Linked DNA regions of Homo sapiens: region 2 is linked to region 1. A link is a loop called in an ENCODE intact Hi-C map of the cell type or tissue named here. Cell type or tissue: Caco-2. All regions are shown on one strand. Each heading gives the region's core, and the rest is flanking DNA. Links, peaks and the distances in the headings are about the cores only.

Region 1 (10,145 bases), core at 892-8,891:
GCAGTCCCATTTTCTAGGGAGGATTCCTGGTAGCTCAACTAGCCCATTGAGTAAGCCCTGTTTGTTCTTCATGGAATGGTTCAGTAACTCAAAGGGCAGTAGAAAAAAATTATTAATCAAAAAAACCCAGCCTGGCACAGTGGCTCAGGCCTGTAATCCCAGCACTTTGGGAGGCCAAGGCAGGCGGGTCACCTGAGGTAAGGAGTTTGAGACCATCCTGGCCAACGTGGTGAAACCCCGTCTCTACTAAAAATACAAAAGTTAGCCAGGTGTGATGGTGCGCACCTGTGATCCCAGCTACTCTGGAGGCTGAGACAGGAGAATTGCTTGAACTCAGGAGGCAGAAGTTGCTGTGAGCCGAGATTGTGCCACTGCACTCCAGCCTGGTTGACAGAGCAGACTGCATCTCAAAAAACAAATGAACAAACAAAAAAACCCAAGGGAATCGAAAATGGAATAATCTTACTCAGGACATTTTGTAAGAGACGTGAAAGACCATGCAAACATTTAGCATTCCATCCAAACTGGGCAAACCTAAAGTAGGCAAACCCTCCTGCTCAGACAAACACTCCTAGTTGCTGCTTTCACTGGTCTCATAGTACCTCATTTTCCTCAACTCTAACTCGGAGTGGAAGAGTGTTGTTTACGGGCTTATGTTCCTGCCCCCTGAGGATATAATTTCTTCAGGCAGGATTATTTTTATCCTCACATGGTTAAGTAAATACCTGCATAGATATGCAATTCAGGTGCATCCTGGCCAGCCCAGCTGAACCACATTCATTTCTCACTCCTATTCATTTCTACTCTCTTTACTTCTTTGTTTTTGTCTTGTTGTTGCTTCAGACACAGTTTCTCTGTTGCCCAGGCTGGAGCACAGTGGAGCAATCTTAGCTCACTGCAACCTCCACCTCCTGGGCTCAAGTGATCCTCTGGCCTCAGCCTCCCGAGTAGCTGGGACTAGAGGTGCGCACCGCCATGCCCAGCTAATATTTTTGTATTTTTTTTGTGGAGACGGGGTTTTGCCATGTTGCGCAGACTGATTTCAAACTCCTGAGCTCAAATGATCCGCCTGTCTCAGCCTCTCCAAACGCTGAGATTACAGGCGTAAGCCGCAGTGCCCAGCTATCCCTACGTTAAGACGGCACCGGCAGACTAATTCTCAAGTTCTACCTGCTAATTTACCCAATGCTTCATCATCACGGACATGTACCCACATGGACAAGCCAGGGCCCAGACTGTACTAGACCTTCCCACAGCCTAATTTTAGGGCACAGTGGCAACATGTTCACATGGGCAGGGGTCAAAAAAAAGAACCCAGGGGATCTTTAGAGTCGTGGTTCTCAAAGCGTGGGCCTGGGAGCAGCAGCATCACACCACGTGGGAACGTGGTCAAATGTCAGTGCATGAGCTCTACCCTGCACCTGAGACTCTAGGCAAGAGGCCCAGCGAGCCCCACTGCTGGAACAAGCCCTCACTCAGATAAGCCTGATGCATGTTCAAGTTTGAAAAACGCTGACTTAGAGCAATATTAGCCCAAAAGAACCCAATGTTAGAAGTTCTCTTTTCTTGCTGCTGGCTAGGAGGAGGTGAGTTCCCCCGAAGGTCATATGCCAAAGGCTTCCTTCAGTGTGGGACCACCTCTATAGCTTGCAGCAGGGACACCAGCTGCCCTGGTACTTCAATATTGTTCTTCGGTTGACTCAAGAGTTGACAGGAGGAGGAGAGAATGTGGAGGGACGCACCAGGTGTGAGGGACCTTCACAGCCCATCCATCATTTTAAGCTCAGGCAGCTGACTTGGAAAAACCTATCAGAATCACAAACAAGGCCAGCCAGGAGGCTGAGATCTGGTGGGGCAGGAAGAGAATAAAGTATCCTACTTTAAGTGAGTGAGTATCTCCAATCAACCTGGAGGTCTTGGCAGATAGAGGCAGGTGCTTGCTGCATTGAACCTGAAGCCTTGTACCTAATTTTCAGAGTCCATTTAGCATAGTCTTGCTAAGCTTTGGATAAGGGAGTGAGGTGGGGTGGGAGGAAAGAGATCAAATAGTCAAAACCTTCAGCAAAAGCACCCCCAGCCCTATGATCCTACGAAGGCTTCGGAGGCTGCTTTTTCTTACTGACGCTTCTTCCCAGCATATAAGAAGTTTTCTGCTATTCAGAGACTGAATTCAACCTGACAGCCCTTGGGAAAAGAACATCTCTCCACCCCAGGCTCTGAGAACCACACAGATACCTTGGCTAGGATCCCCAAACTATGGCTCATGGGCTACATCTGGCCCACTGCCTGTTTTTGTGTGGCTCACAAGCTAAGAAGAATGTAAGCTTACATTTTTAAGTGATTGTAAAAAGTTTTTTAAGATTTTGTGGCACATGAAAATTACATAAAATTCAAATGTCTCAGTACATAATGAAGTTTTATAGAAACTGCTCTGCTCATTTGTTGATTGTGTACGGCTGCTCTAGAACTGCAGAGTTGAGAAGTTGCCACAGAGACCACCTGGCCCCCAGGACCCGAAGCATTTCCTACCTGGGGCTTTCCAGAAGAGACTGTCGACCACTGCTTTAAAACAAAGGAGGTGCCGTTCATGAGCCCAACAAGACACTCAGCCAGGTTTGGCTGTGCATTGCCACACCCAAAGCAACATTTTTTTTTTTTTGAGACGGAGTTTCACTCTTGTCGTCCAGGCTGGAGTGCAATGGCACGATCTTGGCTCACTGCAACCTCTGCCTCCCGGGTTCAAGTGATTCTCCTGCCTCAGCCTCCCTAGTAGCTGGGACAACAGGCACATGCCACCATGCCCAGCTAATTTTTGTATTTTTAGTAGAGACGGGGTTTCACCATGTTGGCCAGGATGATCTTGATCTCTTGAACTTATGATCCGCCCGCCTCGGCCTCCCAAAGTTCTGGGATTACAGGTGTGAGCCACCGCGCCCAGCCCCAAAGCAACTTCTATTTATTCTGTTAACTGTTGTGGATTCTCCTTGCCTCTGTTACTAAGTCTAATAAATGCCTTAATGGTATGATTCTGAGTCTCATCCAATCCCTCACTTTCCTATTCATTCAGAACTTCTGCTCCTGGATTCTCAAGGAATGAAAAAGCACCTGCCGTGAAAATTTGCTCCAATTACAGTGGGACAAAGTCAGAGGCAGGAGGTACAGGCTTCTCTAAGGACCACGTCCTTTTTGTCCCCTGCCTCGTTCGCCAACTGCTTCAAGTGTCCCCTCAGTCACTGAGGGATCTGAAGCAATTCTGGCATGACCTAAGTACCAAAGATCTGTTCTTTTTTTTTTTTTTTGAGACGGAGTCTTACTCTGTCGCGGAGGCTGGAGTGCGGTGGCACCACGTTGGCTCACTGCAACCTTCGTCTCCTGGGTTCAAGCAATTCTCCTGCCTCAGCCTTCCGAGTAGCTGGGATTACAGGCACCCGCCACTATGCCCAGCTAGTTTTTATATATTTTTAGTAGAGACGGGGGTCTTACCATGTTGGCCAGGTTGGTCTCGAACTCCTGACCTCAGGTGATCCACCTGCCCTGGCCTCCCAAAGTGCTGGGATTACAAGCGTGAGCCACTGCGCCCGGCCAAGATCTGTTCTTAAGAGAAGTTACTACTACTTTTTTTCCCCATAACAACCATTAAACAATTTTTTTTTCATTTACTAACTAACCCTTGATATTGAAAAGTTAGGACTTCAGTAAAAATCAAATCGGTTTTTGCATATCAACTTTTTTGTTGCTATTCACATGCTATGTCAATCTCAGTTGCAAACAGAGAGGACCAGTTGCAGACTAGAACGCATCAATTCATTTGGAAAGGAGGCTTCAAATCTAACTCTGTATTCCTTCACCAATAACCAGGCAGCTGCCTCTAACAGCTCTCGGGATTGGATCTGCTGGAAATGCTAAACACGGGTCATAAATTCCAACTCAACAAGGATGCTGCTCAGGTATTTGGTATTTGATGATCAACAGAAATAGTTCAGAGCACCTCCCAGCAAAGTTGCATAGAGTGACAGGTGGGACTTGTTTGAGGGCGGGACCCAGAACTGCAGCCCAGGAATCTGCCTGCAGAGCTGAGCTCGGCCACAGTCTCCGCCAGAGAGGGAAGTTGCAGGTCTTTCTGGAACAGGCACAACTGGCTACAATTAGAAGTCCAAAGTGTGAACCACTCACTGCTTCTCCTTAGGAACCACCACATGCTGTGTCCGGCAGGCATTCTGAGAGCCAGAGGACGGCTGCACCCTGGGGCTGGGCACTGACACACATCACTCCACCAGGACCACTGAGGCAGCCACCGACCGACATTCCTGTCTACAGGCTCAGATCCCCCTCAACAACGTGGCCACATCTTCTGCAAAATGCTGGCCGGGGGCATCCATGGCACAACTTTGGGAAGCTGACTGGGCTTCCTCATCTTTAAGAAAGCAGCGGGCTGGGCTGCTCCCAGCAGCTCTGGCTCTGCTTCCGTTCATTCTCTCTGGGTCTGCCTTAGTTCCAGGGTGATTAATTCGGAAGCGGGGCAGGAGTCAAGTTGCCTCCTAGCTGTTTTGCTGACGCTCCAGCCCCATCAAGAGCCAGCTCCTCACCTTCTGTAAGGCACAGAAGGTGCCTCAAATTAAGCCAGGGGACAGTGCAGAGGGTTAAGAGGGGGCCACAAAGAGAGGCCCCATCTCCTCTTGGGCCAGGGTTCCCTGCGGAACTCCAGGGTCACCTCGCCAGCCAGAGGCAAGACAAGTGCAAAGGCAGCCACAAGGCTTCCGCCAGTTAGACGGTGTTTCTGCCGCCCCTGCCGTCACCCGCTGGGTCCCGTCCCGCTCCAAGCGCACTCCCGGCCCGCAGGGTGGGAATACGAGGATTACAGTGCCCCACGGGCGGGCGGGCCAGGATCGCAACCTCGGCGGAGTCGGCGCCTCTGGGCACCTCTGGCTTCCGCGCCCCGGCCGCACGGTGACCACCCGGGAGGGGATCCCGGGCGCCCCGCAACCTCCCGGCCCCCGTGGGCCTTCGGGTCGCCCCGCTTCCCGCCGCCGCGTACCCTTCGCGCCTCCCGGCCCTCGGTGCCGGCCCCCGCCCCGCGTAGCTCCGAGTCTTTAGCCCGGCCGGCCCCCCACCCGCCGAGCGTACCCATGGCGGCGGCTCCCAGGGCTCCTGCGACCTGCCGGCGGGACGTGCTCCTGGCAGGTGCTACTCCTCCGACCTGACGTCCAGGCCCGGCCCCGTTGCCCCAGGTACAGCCCCAGCTCTGCGAGGCGGGGCCGCCGGCTCCACCCGGGGGGCGGTGCTGCGGGGAGCAGAGGTCCGTGCTCCCGAGCCGTCGCGCGTGGACACCAGCCCCGGCCCAGGTGCGGGTGGGCCCCGACGGGAGCGCGTGGCAGGCCGGGGGAGAGCCAGTCTAAACGCGGATTCCCAGGCCCCACCCCCCGGCCAGCTGACTCAGGAGGTCGGGGCTGGGGCCCCAGAATGTGCATTTCTAAGAAGTCTAAGGGGAGGTTGATGCTGCTGGATCCAGAACGACACTTTGGAAACCACTGTGGGAGGAACGCACGCTTCTGGGTGGGGAGGCAAAACACGGTGGGACAGTGGTCAGCTGTGTGTGTGTGTGTGTGTGTGAGAGAGAATGTGTGTGTGGGTGTGAGTGAGGATTGTGTGTGAGTGTGTGTGTGTGAATGAGGATTGAGTGTGAGCATGTGTGAGAATATGTATATAGTTTGCATGTGAGAATGTATGTGTGATGTGTGTGTGAGAGTGTGTGTGAGAGTGTGTGTGTGGCTTTATTTTGAGATTCAACCTTTGAAAGCATTTCTGGGGGATTCTACATTTCCTTTCTTTAAGAATCATCCTTTCTTTAAGAGGACACAACCAAATGGAAGAATATTCTATGCTCATGGATAGGAGGAATCAATATCGTGAAAATAGTCATACTGCTCAAGGTAATTTATAGATTCAATGCTATGCCCATCAAGCTACCAATGCCTTTCTTCGCAGAATTGGAAAAAACTACTTTAAAGTTCATACGGAACCAAAAAAGAGCCCCCATAGCCAAGACAATCCTAAGCAAAAAGAACAAAGCTGGAGGCATCATGCTACCTGACTTCAAACTATACTACAAGGCTACAGTAAGCAAAACAGCATGGCACTGGTACCAAAACAGATATATAGACCAATGGAACAGAACAGAGGCCTCAGAAATAACACCACACATCTACAACTATCTGATCTTTGACAAACCTGACAAAAACAAGCCATGGGAAATGGATTCCCTATTTAATAAATGGTGCTGGGAAAACTGGCTAGCCATATGTAGAAAGCTGAAACTGAATCCCTTCCTTACACCTTATACAAAAATTAATTCAAGATGGATTAAAGACTTAAATGTAAGACCTAAAATCATAAAAACCCTAGAAGAAAACCTAGGCAATACCATTCAGGACATAGGCATGGGCAAGGACTTCATGTCTAAAACACCAAGAGCAATGGCAACAAAAGCCAAAATAGACAAATGGGACCTAATTAAACTAAAAAGCTTCTGCACAGCAAAAGAAACTACCATCAGAGTGAACAGGCAACCTACAGAATGGGAGAAAATGTTTGCAATCTACCCATCTGACAAAGGACTAATATCTAGAATCTACAAAGAACTTAAACAAATTTACAAGAAAAAAATCAAACAACCCCATCAAAAAGTGGGCAAAGGATATGAACAGACCCTTCTCAAAAGAAGACATTTATGCAGCCAACAGACACACGAAAAAATGCTCATCATCACTGGTCATCAGAGAAATGCAAATCAAAACCACAATCAGATACCATCTCATGCCAGTTAGAATGGCGATCATTAAAAAGTCAGGAAACAACAAATGCTGGAGAGGATATGGAGGAATAGGAACACTTTTACACTGTTGGTGGGAGTGGAAATTAGTTCAACCATTGTGGAAGACAGTGTGGCAATTCCTCAAGGATCTAGAACTAGAAATACCATTTGACTCAGCGATCCCATTACTGGGTATACACCCAAAGGATTATAAATCATGCTACTATAAAGACACGTGCACACATATGTTTACTGAGGCACTATTCACAATAGCAATGTCTTGGAAACCAGCTCAAATGTCCATCAGTGATAGATCGGATTAAGAAATTGTGGCACATATACACCATGGAATACTATGCAGCCATAAAAAAGGATGAGTTCACGTGCTTTGCAGGGACATGGATGAAGCTAGAAACCATCATTCTCAGCAAACTATCACAGGGACAGAAAACCAAATACTGCATGTTCTCACTCATGGGTAGGAGTTGAACAATAAGAACACATGGACACAGGGCGAGCAACATAACACACCAGGGCCTGTCAGGGGGTGGGGGGCTGGGGGAGGGATAGCATTGGGAGAAATACCTAATATAAATGATGAGTTGATGGGTGCAGCAGGCCAACATGGCATGTGTATACCTATGTAGCAAACCTGCTCGTTCTGCACATGTACCCTAGAACTTAAAGTATAATTTACAAAAAAGAATCACAAAACAAAAATAATAACACAGTGATTGTCTCCAGATTATTGTTCTGTTTTCTTGCCTGATCTCAGGAGGTTTTGCAAACACAGAAAGGAACATTAAAAAGGGGAATGAAGGTGAGTTTCCACAGCCTTTTTGTTTTAATCATGCTGAAATACAATGTAAAACTATCTGAAGTGCACAGTTCAGTGGCATGAAGTACATTCTCATTGTTGTCCCACCATTCCCACCATCCAGCTCCAGAACTTCTTCATCTTCCCAAATGGAAACACTGGACCCATTAAGCAATACTCCCCATCCACCCTTGCCCCCAGGCCCTGACACCCACCGTTCTTCTTTTTGTCTCCATAAATCTGACAACTCTGTCGTCCAGGGAAGAAATCTCCAGTGTTTGTCCTTTTGTGTCTGGCTTCTTTCACTTTGGGTAATGCCCTCCAGGCTCATCCATGGTATGAAGTACATCAGCCTTCCTTCCTTCTGAAGTTGAGGAATATTCTGTTGTGTGTCTACAACACACTTGGTTTATCCACTCACCTGACTCTATTATCTCTTGAGTCTTAGCATTCTCCCAGCCAGCCTTTCTGGAAGACTGTGGTGCCTAGGGAGAAACAGAGACTGCTATTCCATGGAGGTGACTGAGCCTGCCCTTCCCCGGCTTTCTTCACTGCCGCTGAAGAGTAAGAAACTCTTCAATTAGTTGCAGCATTGATACACACAAGGTAGCGGTCAATGTTACCTCCAGAAATGGGGGCTGCAAGTCACAGGACCTCATTAGGTAGAAAAATGCAGCCTCGGCTGAAGGAAAGGAAAACTTTCTCTGGAAGGTTTGGAAGCACACTCACAGTTGCTACCCTGCGAGATATCCCGGGCGTAGAAAGGTGGAGCTTGTGATGGTTTGTTTAGGTCAAAGTTTTCTCTGCAGGGTGGTATTTCTGTGGCTGAGCTCATGAACCCTGGAATCCGGACTTCTGTAAACACACTCTTGGTCTAGGCCAGCGGTTCTTAAACTGTGATCCCTGGACCAGCAGCATCAGCATCACCTAGGAACTTGAGAGAAATGCAGATTCTCAGGCCCCGCCCCAGAGCTACTGAATCAGAACGTCTGCAGTGGGTGCAGCAACTTCTCAGTAGTTGCGAGACAAATGCTGTTTCTTCCACAGGCTTATTTAATCCTTCATTCAGGCATTATTTATTTATCACCTCCCAGTGCCAACTACCATGCTAGTGACGGCATTGGGCAGAGTGGGTGGCCAGCGCAGAGACAGGCCTGCGCCCACAGAGCTCACATTCTTATCCGTTACAGCACGGCCAGAAGAGGCAAGGTACTCAAGATGGAGAAGCCTAAATGAAGAACAAAAACCAAGGGGGTCAAGGAGACAGGCTCTGCAGATCCTGAATAGCTCAGCCAATCCCTGGAGACCTGTGTCTTGCTGTGCTGCTCCCTGGCAGGCTGTGTAGGGGGTAATAGTGTAAACCAAAAGTAAATTTCTAAGGCCCCCCGACCATCTGAATGGACTTCCTCCTCTGCCCGGGCACTCTTAAAATTTAACCTGAGAGACTGCTCCAGGCCATGATGGGAAGTGGGGATTGGACGTGCCTCCTTGTACCTCTTGGGCATGGCACTAACATCAACGCAGACCTTAAGTCTAATAAAAAACATTTACAATATATTCTCTCTGAAGCCTGCTACCTGGAGGCTTCACCTGCATGATAAAACTTTGGTCTCCATCACCTCTTATTGCAACCCGGACATTTTCTGTCCATTGATCTCAGCTCTTTAGATAAATTCAGCCAATTGTCAACCAGAAAATTTTAAATCTACCTATAATCCAAAAGCACACCTCCCCCCATCCCCTACTGCTTCAAGTTTGTCCTGCCTTTCTGGACTGAACCAATGTACCTCTTAAATGTATTTGATTGATGTCTCATGTCTCTAAAATGTGTAACACCAAGCTACACCGGGATTACCTGGGACACATGTTCTCAGGATCTCCCAAGGGCTGTGTCAGGGGCCTTGGTCACTCACATTTGGCTCATAATAAATCTCTTCAAATATTTTACGGAGTTTGACTCTTTTCGTCAGCAGTAGACTCGGTTTTTATACCCTCCATATGGGCAACACAGTCTATGTATTCTATTCGTTTCCTGTGGCTGCCGTAACAAACTGCCACAGACTTGGAGGCTTATGAAAACACAAGTGTGTTCTTTCACAGTTCTGGAGGTCAGAAATCCAAAATCAAGGTATCAGCAGCATGCTCCCTCCAGAGGCTCTGGGGGGGACCCTTTCTTGTCTCTTCCAGCTTCTGGTGGCTCCATGTGACCTGGGGTTCGTGGCAGCATCACTTCCATCTCAGCCCCTGTCTCTACATGGCTTCTGCCCTGTGTCCTGTCTCCTTCTCCTCCCTTGTAAGGGAACTTGTCATTGGAGCTGGGGCCCACCCTAGTCCAGGATGAGTTCATCTCCATATCCTTCACTTGCTTCCATATGCAAAGACCCTTTTTCCAAAAGAGGCCCGGGTTCCAGGCAGGCACCATGAGCCCACTATACTCCCCAAAGGGACCCAAGTCTGGAATTGGAGTGTACAGAATTGGCAGGCTGGTCCTGGAGACACAGAAGTGTTGCTTGGCTT
Region 2 (8,000 bases), core at 1-8,000, 70 kb after region 1:
ATGAATAACATTTTCAGCAGAAATTCCAGTTATTAATTTACTTTAAATTCTCAGCAATCATTGCACCTGAAAACCAGAACAAATCCAGACAATGGTCAGATAGTGATAACCTTATAGGGCAGTCATATGGAGTGCCTGATGGTTTTACCACTTTGCTTACAATTTAAATTCCAAGATATTTTTTCCTATATTGTTGACATATGCAAAGAACTGTTAAGTAAAAGCTGGTTGGGGGAAAATATTTCATAATATATTTATATTTTTAATATTATAAAATATGTCATAATATTTAAGTCTAGGCTAATATTTTATGATATTAGCCTAGACTTAAAAGGAACTCAGTGCAGCAAGTTCATAAGCCATCAAGGAAGCTTTTAAAAATGTAATTATCCAGGCCCATTTTAGTGTGCCACAGTGATGCAATTGAAGGCACTGAGCATCTGTCTCTGGAAACAGCACACTAACATTGTGTGTGTGTGTGTGTGTGCGCACACATGTGCATGAAAATGCCTGCATGAGCCTATGTCTGTGCAGGGTTATTTAAACATTTTTTCATTGAGATACCATTTGCTCTATTTTAGGATTAATTTAACTAACCTTACCTATGAAGCTAGATGCCATCGGTATTACCTACCATTTGGGAATAACTGCAAATGTGTGACCTGGCTTAGGCAACAGTGTGCTATCACAGCATAATGCACATTTCTACTATATCATCATTTCCCAAGGTACAGTTGAGGACCACTTACATCAGAATAATCACCTTGGATGCTTAAAATACAGATTCCCGGGCCCCACACCCACCCAACAAAATCTGGGTTTGGGGGGTAAGGATGGGAATCTATATTTGTAGCAGGGATCCAACTAATTCCTAAGAACCTGAAAGCTTGAGGATTCTTGCACTGGATGAAAATCTCTGAGGCAGGGACTTCCACTTACACATTCCTGAACTAGCACACGGCACATGGCCAGTCTATGGAATTCATCAACATATGTCAATCTAGAAATTTCCAAGTCATGAAGAACTCAGACAACTTCCAGTTCAGACTGGAGGGACTGTGGTTGAGGTGTTTCTCCTCAGAGGGCAGAAAGCAGCAGTAGGAGTGTAGTGTGCTATGGCAGGGATCACAGCTTACTCACTCTCAGACCTCTGGCCCCCAGCTCAGTGCCAAGGAAGCCCAGTCCACATTTGCAAAATGAAGTAGGGCAGTATGTGCTGGCATCCGGCAAAGGCAGAACAGCCACCCAAACTCCACTGGCCAAGTTCCCTACTCACTGCCACTACTGTTGTGGAGAATCGCTGTAACACTGAGGATGTGCCATGTGACTTTCACGGCTCCAGGACCACTGTCAGTCAAGGGTAAAGTGGACATGAGCTAGCTCTAAAGGTTTAACCACCACGCTTGGATGAGACGTAAACAGTAATCCCTGAATATGTTCTGTTGATGTCTCTATCTCCTGGGATAGTCTATGGATATAAACACTTAATGCTTCTTACTGGCAACTATTCCTGAATAGAAACAATTTTGACGAATAGAAGCCAGAGACTGGCCTAGTTAAGTTCATATAATGTTTATTACATTCAGCAGCAATTCTGCAATGGCAAGACCTGCTGTTCTGTAAAACAACAGTTTTGTGTGCTAGATACAGTCAGTTCTCGTCATCTGAGGTAGTTATGTTCTATAAAGTCACTGTGAATTAGTGAATACTTGTCCGCTTCCTAGGGAAAATGCAAGGTTCAGTTCCTGGGAGCCTCTGGTTACAACATTTTCATTAACCAATCAATACCTACACTTGTTTTATGTGTTTTGTTTAAAGACATCTAACTAAATATATATTGTTGATTCATTAACATTAAATATATAGCCAACAGCACTAGAACTCACACTTGAACAAAGCTTATGTAACTTACACATGGCAGTGTTCTTGCACTTAGGAACCCCAGAAAGCCATTCTAAACAGCAAACCGCCAACAAAATCCACACAAATGTGAAAAACATGGCATAAAGTAGACCACCAAAAGGGGGCCTGTTCATGGTGTTACAGGAAAGGGGTCCCAATCCAGATCCCAAGAGAGGGTTCTTGGACCTAGTGTAAGAAAGAATTCAGGGCAAGTCCACAGTGCAAAGTAAAAGCAAGTTTATTAAGAAAGTAAAAAGTGGTCAAAGTACAGCTACTCCATAGACAGAGGAGGCTGTTCCTGAAAGTAAGAGGAGGAACACATCCATCCCAGGTACATTACTCGTATATATGGGGAGATGTGCTCTGCTATGAGGATCTGTGATAAAGGATTAATTTTCTTAATTACTGTATTTTGCAAAAATCGATATTATTAGCTTTAAAGAAAAATCAGGAACGCCTTTCTTCTCCAGATATTGAGATATCTAGACACTCTCAAGTCTGGGTCTGTCTAGTAAACATTATTAATTTGATCCCTTAACCATAAACATCTAGAGGCTCAGAATGCCTGACCTTCTGGGAAGGCAGCCCAGCAAGTCCCAGCCTCATTTTCCTAGCCCTCACTCAAGATGGAGTCAGTCTGGTTTGAACACCTCTGACAATGGGATGAGAGCTGCAACAAGAAGCAGAGTGTTGCCTGGTTCGGCCTCAGCTGGAAACATAGTTGAGTGGTAAAATCTTTTGATGCTCTGTACATATCCCTGAATGACCACAAAAGTACCAAGGAGTATTGATTTGGAGGCTACAAAGAAATTTCAGCAGATAGGTGGATAATGAGGATCACCTGTACTTTCTACTTTTCCCTCTGGAGCTCCTCTGGGCCCTGTTCTCCTGGGCTCTGCTCTGAGAAGCAGACACTGCAGGACTCGTGCATGGTGACTTCCTGTCTGGTTGCTGTTGAGTTTGGCCAAGGATAGGCCCCAGTAGGAGGCTGGGGGGCAGGAGGAGAGTGAGGTGGGCAGTTACTCCTTTCCTCCCTGCGTGGGTGCCCTCAGGAGTCCTTTACTAAAAAGCTCACAGGTCCTGCCAGGTGGTCCTTCTATGTAATTTCTCCCTTTCTCCCTAAGGTTAAGGGGTGACGCCCAGCTGCTGCTAACCTCGGGGCACTGCAACATCCCTTGTTGGCTTCCCTAAACCCTCTCTGAACTTTTAAAAACAGTTCCTTTCTTAGACTTTCTTCAATCTCCCAACTATGCTACCTGCATCCTTCCAGGACCTTGGTACTGCATTCGTTAACAAGGGAGGGATCTCAGAACTACATGGGCCATGGGGAATTTTGACACCACAGGAAACTCTGAATTCTTCAATCTACACAGGCTCAGTCTTGCAAAACAAAATTGTGAATAGGAATTGGAGGTTTCTCTTTATTAATCAAAAGCAGCTGGAAAGGAGTCTGCTCTTCGGCTCAGAATCAAGGAAGGTGGAATTGGTGCCAATAAAAACTCATCTGAGACCTGCTGCTAAGAGAATTGAGTATTTTTAGGTAGCGTCCCTTAAAGTCACTTTAGAGAACATCTCAGGCATTTAATTATATCTAATAATGTAGATGAAAAGGGCAATGATTTTTATTCAACTGTGTTATACACTTATCTCCCACCAGATTTTCCCCAAAGTCCTTCCTCTCTGGCAGAGATTTTCATCTCTCTTTTTCTTGCAACATCCTGGCAGCCAATGCAAAAACGTGCCTGGTAATTTCTGCTTTCCTGTCTTTTAGAACATGTTAGTCTTTCTGCTTCCCGTTAGTTTCAATCTGGATGTGCAAGGCTTGCTCAGGACTTTATAACCCTGCTGTGTCACATCCTAATCACCACAGATTGTCATGTACTATGGACCTTGTTAAAGATTTACTAAGTTTATGCTTCAAGGACAAGGTGACGAATCCGTCTTCTGAAAATAGCTGATAAAGGGGTCCTTGTCACAGGCTTAGTTATTACTTAGAGGGGACTCCATTCACAATTTCCCCAAGGCTGTCTGCACTTGATTTCACAGGCTAATTCATTAGGCTCTAACATAATAACTATCTCAGCCTGTTACTCAATCAGATGAGCAAATGCAAGCTTCATTTTATCAGCTCTGCAGGATAGGTCACTAAAAATAGTCTACTTTCCAATCTTTAATTGTTCCTGGCATCGTTGCTTTCCTTATCTAATTCCAAACAAAATGGTACACTCCAGAGGTCTGACTCGGCAGAGGTGCCAGGGTGGTTTCTGCAAGGAGACAATGCAGTCATGCCTCTTCTCAGAGAAAAACTCAGTTGAAATTCGCCTGAAGTGAGGAGTTCAAAGCCAAGAGTATGTGGGCCTTGATCCTTCAGTGGCAGGTTTCATATTTGAGAGTAAAAAGTAAAACAAACAAACAAACAAACAAACAAAAAAGACCATCCACCCAGGCCTTTCAAGGTGGAGAAACAGCAGAACTGTTAAAACCACGTAATAACCAATCTATTTCTTTTTTTGTAGGATACCTAGAAAACTTTATTGGGGTTTAAATTATCTTAATATTTAAACATGAAGTACACTCAATATGTTATCCTTTTAATTCATGCTTAGTTTTTAATTTTGAGGACCATTTGAGACTAGACAATTTACAACAGTGGTTCTTAAACTTTTTGAGCTCAAGACCCCTTCGTAGATTTTAAGAATTATTGAGGACCTCAAAGTTTATGTGACTGTTCTCTCTCAATATTTACAATACTAGATATGAAAACTGAAACAAAATTAAGATTTACTTATTAATTTAATGAAAACAATAAGCCTATTACATATTTTAAAAATAGCATTTGTAAATAAAAAAGGATATTTTTTCCAAAAAAAAAAAGAGTGAAGAGTAGTAGTATTTTCCATTTTTACAACTCTCTTTACTGTCTGATTTTGCAAGATAAGCCCAAATGTGCATCCATTCTGCACACAGCCTGTTTGACAGGCTGTTTGGGTCATTGCGTACAAAGAAAACCCAGCCTCATAGACATTCAGTAGCAAGAGTACCGCCTCAAAGACTCACTGAAAGGTTCCAGGACCATGTTTAGAGAACCACTGACTTATGGCCTAGCTCATGTCATGAGGATGTGTGTTCAAGGGCCTGCCTCCCTGGCATGAGAATGGTTAAAAGCCCCAGTATCAACCGTATGCCACACCGCTGTGGCCCTGGAAATCAGGATGAAGCAGGTGCAGCAGAGGCGGAAGAGACTGACTCCTTTCTTGGCTTGCTCTTTCACTCCATGGGAGAAATTGGACAACTTCAATTTCCTTAAAACATGGGCAGGATTAAAAAGCTTTCCCTCAGCTGTTTCATTCTGCCCTGGGCTGAAGGGAGGCAGGTACACACAAAGAACCCTTCAGGCAGATAGGCATGGAAAAGGAAACAGAGTGAATGAGTGAATGCCAGCAGAAAACTGGCATTTATTCAAATATCTAGTTTTATGTCAAAACTCGCCAGTTACAGATAAGTGGCTGCAAGGCTAACCTGTTTTAGCAAGAAACTGGAATTTGCAGACATTGCTACGGTGATCTAATGTCAAACTTGCTGGTCTCTGTAGGGGGTGCGACAGGGTGGTCCTGTTTCCTAAGGGCCCATAGGACCTGCGCCACAGCACACAAGCGGAGGCAGGGACCAAGGCCCTAGACAGGGGTTGCTATGACCAGGACCCGAGTCTGGCCTCTCATGCCTTTGAGTTTGCCCTGGGGATATGACTGGTGCTGGAGACATTAATTTAAAAGTCAGATTAAAACTAAGAAAACTCATGAGCCAGAGAAATTAACTGCTATAAAGAATGAGAAACTTTATGACCAATATATTGGAACTTTTACCGGATGTGCTCAAGCACTGAGCCTCACTTCATTACAATCTAGCCCCTCATGATCTCTTTCCAAAGAAAGGAGACACTCCTAGAAGGGGAGAACGGCAGAAGCTTTTGCTGCTCTGCATCAGTTGTCTGGAGAATCATCTCAGTTAGAGCTATGTGTATAAGTAGCAGCTACAGGGAGGAAAAAGCCCTGGTCTGATGCACTAGCAATGCAAACAGCAGGCTCCCAGATACCCCAGTACCTGAAAGCCCACATGAGTTCAAGCACGCACCTCGTTGAAATGGACATCCTGCATCCCCACGTCTTCCATCATGGAGGCCTCCTCGTCGATGTTTGGGGTAATGACCCTGAAGGCGGTGCATCCTTGTCTAAACACGCCTAGGAAGAGAGGAAGGAGGGACAGTCAGAGTTAGGAACCTGAACGTGGGTGAACCCTGAGGGTTTTTCCTGCCCTGTGTGTTTCTGTGTTGAATGAAATAACGGATTTTGAAATCTCTTAGGCACCAGGCCAGCATTCACGGGGGTACCTGGGGCTACTGTGTGCTTTTCTTCCCTATAGTGAACCCTAACCTCTTTCACTTTCTTTTCCTTATCCCTTTTTATCTACCTTTATTAAAATGTATGCAATCTCTAAATATTAAACTATAAACTGAGAAATAGGTATTAAATCAAAGTAATAGTAAAATAACAATAAGTGAAAATTTGTCTTGGTAGGATGACTCGTGCTGAGATACTAAGAAAAACAAAGGCAAAGCCAATATAAGAGAAATGTATGATTCAAAAAGAACTGTTTCCTTCAAGCTGTCACCTCACCCACTCTGGCCAGGGAAGAACACATCTCTCAGATGAGAGCTTCCCCACACAACCCAGGTGTAGCTTCGTAGCCATAATGGTGAGCAGACAGGCTGCCTTAGCTGGTTCCCACCCCAGAGGCCCCGGGGTGGGTGGCTGGCTGCATCAACAGAGGGCATGGATGCCTGGGCACTCTGATTCTCCAAGAGGAAATGGTGTTAGCTTAGAGGCAGGATCAATGTCTGGGATAAGGATGTGTTTCTTAAGCAATGACAGCCCATTTGGGACCTTTCCTCGTCTTAGAGTCACTGGAAAACAGCTTTAAGTCAGTTGGACCACGTCAGCTATGCAAAATGATCAAGTGAAGAAGGGCATGAGATGTTCCACTACTCTATTTTGAGATAACTGTTCACAATAAAATAAAACAGAAGTAAAAACTTGAATTGAGACTTCTACATTTAGGGAGAAAGAGGAACACAGGGTATTCTGAAATCAAGCCTTGAAAACGGAGATCCTGAAGTCAGAGATTTTTCTGCTGCACATGATCCCAGGTTTCTACACTATTCATGGATTATCCAGCATCTGCCACTATCCCAGTTTAGTTTTTATTTTGTTATATGGAAACAAGAGTCTCCCATGAAAAGCATTAATCTAGGAACTTGAGGATACATTAACATACAAACTGTAAAATTAAAAAAACCAACCACCCATGCTCTAGGCTATATAGTACATTTCACCACATAACTCGGAGCCAATGGAATAACAAAAATGGTGGCCAAGGTGCTTTCCTCTTGTGCCCACAGGAATAGACCAGCCAACCAGAGAGCCACAGAGTAGGAGGGAAGGAGAGTGAAGTCTGTCCATGCAAAGTTAAAAGGGCAAATCCCCCACCACGGGAGGGCACGTGACCAGGGCAGGGGGTCCCCGGGGGCTGGGCTGATCCTCAGGCTCACCTCCCCGGCTCCTCCTCAGGCAGGCGCTATGGCTGTGGGGGAGAAGGGGCGGCTCCCACTGGACTGCTTCTAAACATGAGGAAATGCATCACCTGATAAAAGGTCTCAACAGGAAATAGTACCGGTATTAAATGAACATGGAGCCCTTTCAAAATTTTTCTCTTTGGGGCTCTGCTGTTTCATTCCAAATAGCCAGCTGCACCAGAAATATACAGTCTGTGGCCTCGGCATCTTTGGTTTCACACTATTTCTCACTTCGTACATCTATTCCTCATTAGCCCAGATCTGGTGCTGCTGTTTTCTCCCATGTAACTCACGCAGACTACCAGCTTTTCTAAGAACCTCAGTATTCTAAAAATAAATGTCACCATTTGGGGCTGTGCTGATTTTGAAGTGGAAATGAGCACCTGCTGTTTAACCAAAGGGAAACTGTGAAAGAATTCATGGCCTGCTCATCTGGGCACAAACGGAGAGTGCACAAATGAAGCGTCAC

Evidence for each region. Peaks named below come from ENCODE experiments on the same cell type or tissue, not always from the same donor. Only the 100,000 strongest peaks of a DNase experiment are listed, where the experiment ranks them.
Region 2: a loop joins it to region 1, with 6 times the contacts of the local background. A loop is called at or near these places in 3 of 110 quality-filtered maps.

Annotation. Positions count from the first base shown.
Region 1 is chr13:98,747,471-98,757,615 of GRCh38, forward strand. SLC15A1 (solute carrier family 15 member 1) reads right to left here and starts at 5,202. Exons shown (of 23, transcript NM_005073.4): 1 at 5,125-5,202. The coding sequence starts at 5,128. It overlaps LOC105370330 (a long non-coding RNA gene), which reads right to left. Exons shown (of 3, transcript XR_931672.2): 2 at 8,252-8,562; 3 at 7,652-8,113. In Caco-2, for the core only: a CTCF peak has its summit at 4,297; DNase peaks (open chromatin) are centred at 4,051, 4,812 and 5,211; H3K4me3 peaks cover 1,647 bases.
Region 2 is chr13:98,818,365-98,826,364 of GRCh38, forward strand. It overlaps DOCK9 (dedicator of cytokinesis 9), which reads right to left. Exons shown (of 53, transcript NM_001366683.2): 45 at 6,034-6,140. Among named protein-coding and RNA genes, the nearest start is that of DOCK9-AS1, 9.7 kb to the right of the region's middle. RefSeq lists an enhancer at 2,482-2,982. In Caco-2, for the core only: no CTCF peak of the experiment used is centred there; a DNase peak (open chromatin) is centred at 3,757.